2 separate regions of the Homo sapiens genome follow, and region 2 is linked to region 1. A link is a contact called in ENCODE Hi-C or POLR2A ChIA-PET data. All regions are on one chromosome and are shown on one strand. The core of a region is the stretch at or near the end of the contact, and the rest is flanking DNA. Distances in the headings are between cores, read along the strand shown.

Region 1 (3,189 bases), core at 438-2,937:
GCTTGAATGCAATTTATAAACCTTATTTTATGTGTGTGAAAATACTAAAATACTTTATCTCAGATGAAGAATTAGCTTCCTGTCAGGAAAAATTTAAATTAAGACTTCTTGGTTTACAACTTGGCAAAATCACATCTGAAACCCATTTTTTGAAGCTCTATAAATCAGCAGAGCTCAGCAGAGTACAGTTTTGTTGTTATTATTGTATGTGAAAATATTTAGATCTGGACTGGCAGTGTTTCCCAATCGTGCCAAGTAAAAGCAATCACCTAGATATTAAATTCTGAAAAAATCAAAGAATATAAATGCACAGAAAAAAAGAACCCTAAGCACTATTTCTTTCTAAGAGTATGAATGCTATAAATAAATGATGGGCAGAATCTCTAGAATATGCTCAACCGTATCTTTGAAAAATATAAATATTAAGAGAGTGGAAAACTCTTTTTAATCAAATGTCTACCCAGGAGAGCCACCTTTCTTAAAACTATTTTTGAAATAGAAAATATGTAGAATTTTTCCTTTTACCATTTTGCTTTTCTGGACAGGAAACTATGATTTTTTGGGGGGAGGAAGAAGGGTTTCTTTGTTTGTTTATTTAGTTGAGAACTGTCTGTCTATATGAGCCCAGTTATATTTGATGCTTCTGCCCAAGGGTCTTTTTGCAGAATAAAACTAGAACAAGCACACCCATTGCATGGATGGCTGCAAGAGAATCTATTTCACATCTCTTGTATCATAAGTGGAAAAGCAAAGTTTCCATTTTATCATTTCTTACTCTATAAATATGGGTTCTGTCATAGCAAATTAAAATCACATTAACTTGTGATATGTTCTAATAAAATCTCTTGGTTAAAAAAATTGTGCATTATATTTTCTCAGAAGCGGTATAATTTACGAGGTTAAAGCAAGCACTCTGGAACCTGATCACCTGGGTTTCTGCCCTAGCTTCGCCATTTACTGTTTGTGTGGCATGGGGAAGTTATTTAACCTCCCTGAGCCTCAGTTTCCACACCTGTGAAAGGAGAGTAAAACCGTAAGGTTGGAAGGAAACTTGAAAGGCATTAATATATATAAAAGAACTTGGAACACTGCTGGGCACCTTTTAAGTTCCAGAAAAGATACAATTATTCCTGTTTTCTAATTGTAAATGACACAACTTTTAATGTTGGCTTTTTTAGTGTTTTGTAGTTTTGAAATTGACAGCAATAATGTAACTAGACTGTGCTGTTTGATTGGAACAGAAAAAAAAAAATCTTAAAATGACATAAGATAAGCCATGTCAAGTCATCTGATTTAATGCCTCTGACCAGAGTCCCCAGGCCCCTTTTGGTATAATCTTAGGCTAATCAAAGCCAGCAAGTCATCAGACCCTTGGATAACTGAAATAAAGTCCTAAATGTGATTTTATGAGATAACATAAAAATGGAAAATTTTTGTTTTTTTTCCTTTTCTTAAAATAATACTGAAGAAAAATAAAGTAACTAGACCATATTTTATTCTTATTTAACCAAAAGATTAGCACAGTGGGTTACTGGTTTTCTTCTACTTTTTTTTTAAATTTTCCATTAAGCAAATTCTTTTAAAACAAATTTGAACTTTTCCCATCCCAGTGATTCCCACGGACAGTTGGCAAAGAATCTTGGATAACTTGCAAAACTGGGATTTTTTCCAGGCATGAGTAACTTGTTAAAAAGCCACTATTTCCTTAATACTAACAGTAAATAGAGTTCACATCCACATAAATCCTCTGTGGCCCACTGGGGAAAGTTTTATATGTAAATGTGTGTGTGTGTATGTGTGTGTGTTTGTGTGTGTTTGTGTGTGTGTGTGTGTGAAATCTTTTTTTAATTCATAAAACACTTGACTCTCAGCATGTCTGTTTATATTTCACTTCTTAAAAATAAATACACACTTTTATGCCAGTTGAGGTTAAAAGGTATCCTTTTTCCAGTTGCCTGCTGTGTGCCAATGATTTTATGATGGATGGGTTTAGAATACCTGGCTAGAATTCTTGAAGAATATTTCCCTTCAATTTCTTCTATTTTTAAAAAAGAGAATAAAACTTAGTTACCATGTAATTAAAATACATGTTTTCATGAAATTTGATTTTATTGGAAAAGCTCAAGTAAATATTTTCAAGACTTACAGGAAAAACAAAATGTGTAATTTTAAATTCAAATAGCAAAATCAGTTTGCTTTTTGAGCATTGGGATGGAGTGTATGGTAACCTTTAGCAGTTACTATGAGTATAAATCTCCATTTTATCCATGGATAATAATAGGATTTTCCCATTTACAAGATTTGTTAAGGGAGACGTGCTTTAAAGTTATTATTGTAAAAGTCTGTTGTGTAGACGTGTTTAATGAGGCAGGCAGAGGTTAAGGGGGACTTTGCAAGACCACGTAATGATACAGCGTGGGTCAGGGACTAGAACTTACAGGGGGCATTTCTGTCCCATATCATTTGCCAGTGCTGCATCTATAGCAGAATGTTCTATAATCCTCTTTATCTGGGTGTTGAACAAGCAAACTTCTCTTGTCTTTGCACTGCTGGACTGGGTATATTTTGATAACAGGCAGTCCCGTGAGATATCTTGCATTTCCTGCTTCCGGTCAGATGTTCCAGAAGAATAACTTCTCTACATATGTTTTTGCATTTTTGATCACGATCCCAGCTGGAATCAGGAAGTTTGGAGGCAGCATGGAAATGGAAACTCGATGAAACTCACAGCAGCATTGTTTTGACTTGCAAAAATATTTAATTTTCTGGTGGTCCGAAAGGGGAAAAAAGTCCGTATCAGCTATTATCTACTTAAAACTATGCTACTACTTCAGTTCCTTATTCAATATACATTTTTATTTAAAAGAATAGGGTCCCTGTTATGTGGGAAAAGATTGCCCAAGGTCAGGTACCTAACCACAGAGAGACCTGAGGTGGGAACTTTTAAAATTCTTAATTGAGGACTTAATTAAAACAACATTAGGCATTACCACTGGCTTCAATTACTTCTTGTGCCCATATAAAACCTAACATCTTATAACTCCTCTAATGAACCTAATGTATTTAAACAAAGGAAGAAGGAAGAAATAGATAACTCAGTCTTCTCAAAAAGCTTAAAGATGAATTCTCGACATTGTGTTTTTTAAGACATTCTAAAAGAAATGCTTAATACTCAGCTTCACTTTGCTT
Region 2 (3,189 bases), core at 186-2,685, 280 kb after region 1:
AATAGTTGAGCAAACCATATATACAATTAATGAAAGATTATGCAGTTATTAAAATTGGTTAATATGGATATTCTCTAATAATATTAAAAAGTCCCTTCGACATAATGCTGTGTGAATCACTACATAATCCCACAATTCAAATGTACTCTTTTATAAGTATGTAAGCATACATATAAACAATTCTAGTAAGAAGCATGCATACATTTAATTTACATGGGCATTTTTTTGGTATATGCTGTCCCTGTTAGCCTGATGGGATTATTATGTTTCCTTTTCCCATTTCTTTTTTCTAAAGTTACTGTTCTGTTCATATGGTATTTGAAAGAGAAACACTTGTACTTAAGCTCTCTCTTTCCACCCACTCGCTTTTCAATCAGTTATATAAAATATACCTTGGTGATATGTTTCCATCTCATTTATTACTATTTTAAACATGGCTTTCACTTTCTTCGTGGTGGTAGTGGACATGGCAGAGGAAGATGGTGTAATTCAAAAGCACAATTAAGCAGAAAATCATTTTCCTCCTAGAAAAAAAAATCTGGTTTTTTCTAAACTATTTTACTCTCAGAAGTAAATGAATCAGCACCTGCAGGACTGACTGCCTCCTCGACAGGAGATGCTTTACCTTCAGCGTGGCGGTTTGCGCAGGAGGAATGCTTGCAGTGAATGGACCTGTCTGTCTTTCAGTCGCCAAAGAAGAGCCCGGATGACACAATAGCTCTCTATCAGCCCCATTTCTATGGTGGTTCACGACTTATTCTCTCCTGCTAACCGTCTGCCTGCTTCGACCCTCACTCTCAACCTAACCAGTGTTAAAAAGGACACTTCTTAAATAGAATTGCCTAAAACAATGCACCGTCATCCTTTTGCAAGGGCAAACAAAACATATTCAAATTGCTCATGACTTTTAAACAAGTAAAAGCTAGATAAATTATGAAAATGTTGCATATCCTAATGTGCTATATATATATATATAGATATATATATATATATCGGGCACATCCTTCTATTTTTTTCTTTTTCGAAAAAAAAGTTTACTAGCGTTTACTAGCCAATTATCTTATATTTTTAGCCTGTGTAGAATATCTAAAGTGTATTGTCCACGCCCCTCCTTTTTAACCCATTTTCAATGGGTTTAATATTGCCCGAGATAAGGGGATGCAACTGTTCAGGTCTGATTTCCTGTTGTTTCTCAGATACTGATAGGGCATCATTCACATACATGACAAATAAGACTTCTGAACTGTTTGCCATTTGGGAAGGGGAGGCTCGCGGGTTGTTCCCTGGCGAAATGATTTGTGAAACATCAGTCCGAAATTATTCGGGGGTTCTTCGCCCTCCACTTTCCCATAGCGCGTTTTCCTTTCTCCCACAGAGATATAATAGAAACTAATCTTCAAAATCCAAACATTCCAAGCCCCATCCTTTTGTGCAGGCATCTCGCTGTCTGCGCTGGGCACGGAGCGGCGCGCGCGCGCCCGTCTTTCCCTCGGCGGCCCCCGCGGCTCGGACCCGGGCCGGCAGACAGGCCATCCATCATCCGCCCTCCTCCCGCGGAGCGCCGCAGCCGCCGCGGCCAATCCGGCGGCAGGTGGGGCCGCACCTGCGCGACAGCCCGCCGCTTCCCTCCGCTCCCTTCGCCGCGCCTCGCGTGCTAGCGGTGCCCTTGTGAGCCACTGCGTTCTCCAAGGCCAGAACGGGACAGGTACGCTCGGGTGACAGGGACCGTACGTGCGCTGAGCCCGCGGCTGGCAGCCAGGGGGGCGGCTGGAACGTGGGAGGACACGCTGTCCCTTAATACACACGCGTGCTTTGGATGGGTGTGTCATCTATTTGTGGACATACGGGCCCTCACTGGGTTTAGCCTCTTAAAAAGTTGAAGAATTAAGATGCTTACCTTTGGAAGGGAAGTGTAACTGAGAACACGTTTTAGTGATAGAATGTGTTGCCTCTGGTCTGTTTCTTGGGTGAACCCATGGTGCAGTTTCCAAGCCACGTCTGAATTCCGCATGCCCCCTACATACTTCAGGCAGTATTCCCCTAAGGCCTAAGTGAGAAATACTGACTCAATACTAAAGATTAAATAGTATCCATAGGATACAAAAATTACCCCAAACAAAAACCTAACCTAGACCTCAAGGACCATGAAAAGACTGTAACAACTTAAAGAAAAAATAGGACCTCAAACTACAGAGAAGCTTTCATTTTCCAAATAGGCAAATTATTTGTAGTGCAATCCGCTTGTTTTTGTGGGGGCTAAAGCGGGTGTAGAGTTGCTTGGCTATTCTGTGGAGGCAGCTAGATAAGTCCTGCTAACATGTTATGGATTTTGTAAGCGGGCTCAATAACTCCCTTTGGTTTAAAAGGTCCAAAACATGTATTTTATCATGTAATTTGAGAACAAATGAGAACAAGCAGAATGCCTGCCTCCCCCGATATGTTCCAGGAGTGTGTCTATGTAGATGTCAATTACGTAAGTGCAAGGCCTTGGAAAACAACAGCCCTGCAGGTGGCTTCAAGGCTTCAAGATTTTTCAGAAAAGCATATTTCTTTTATTTTCTTTAAGAAAAATACAAAATAAAAATAACAGCAACCACAGCCGCAAGCATTACCCTCCAACCTCCTGCCCCTGTCTTGCTTCTGAGTCATAAATCATGAAAAAGAGAGAGACAATGACTCCAGTTTTCCTGCCTTTAACAACTGGAACTGCTAATGCCAAAAAGGAAGAGAAATAAACAGGCGAGCTGTATTTCTGCAGAAGAAGGAGAGGTGCCCTTGGGAAACCGGAGGTTCCTCATCTCTAAGGACCTCCCTTCCCTAAAAAGGGTCTCTCCCTTTAAAGTTAGTGGTTCTCAAACCTGTCTTCATGTGAGATTCACATAGGCTTTTGTTTTTTGTTTTAAGAAATACAAATGCCAAAATTAATACTCTGGTTTGATTGGTCTGGGGTGTGGTGGAGGCAGAAGCACTTTGGGGTTAGACATAGGTATTTTGGGAAAACCTTTCCAATCCTTGGCATGTGCAGCCATCCAGCTGTGCATTCCAATCCTGTTCTGTTTCATGGGCTACATGAGATATTATTTGATTCTATTTCATGAGATATATGAACGGGATTCCTGGGATAGTATTCTGTTCTGTTTCACAGGATATACTTATGCCCCCATCCCACAGTTGTCTCCCCTCTCCACT

What was found. Hi-C counts contacts between places; a loop is a spot of excess contacts on that map. ChIA-PET counts read pairs that join two places held with the same protein, here RNA polymerase II (POLR2A). Pooled maps may share reads with other maps.
Region 2: a map of endothelial cell of umbilical vein shows a loop between it and region 1 (4-fold over the local background). The contact joins the promoter of LETR1 here to the enhancer-like site in region 1. A Hi-C loop is called at or near these places in 2 of 168 maps with a recorded cell type or tissue (endothelial cell of umbilical vein and posterior vena cava) and 4 of 50 pooled maps. POLR2A ChIA-PET finds 5 or more read pairs at or near these places in 1 of 52 experiments (activated T-cell).

What each region holds. Positions count from the first base shown.
Region 1 is chr15:95,603,414-95,606,602 of GRCh38, reverse strand. No RefSeq gene overlaps it. Among named protein-coding and RNA genes, the nearest start is that of LINC00924, 170 kb to the right of the region's middle. Within about 2 kb of position 1,687, at least 4 of the 41 ENCODE cell types and tissues checked have a DNase peak (open chromatin) inside an H3K27ac peak, as active enhancers do; they include endothelial cell of umbilical vein, where a contact is called at or near this core.
Region 2 is chr15:95,325,346-95,328,534 of GRCh38, reverse strand. LETR1 (lymphatic endothelial transcriptional regulator lncRNA 1) reads left to right here and starts at 1,435. Exons shown (of 4, transcript NR_034095.1): 1 at 1,435-1,705.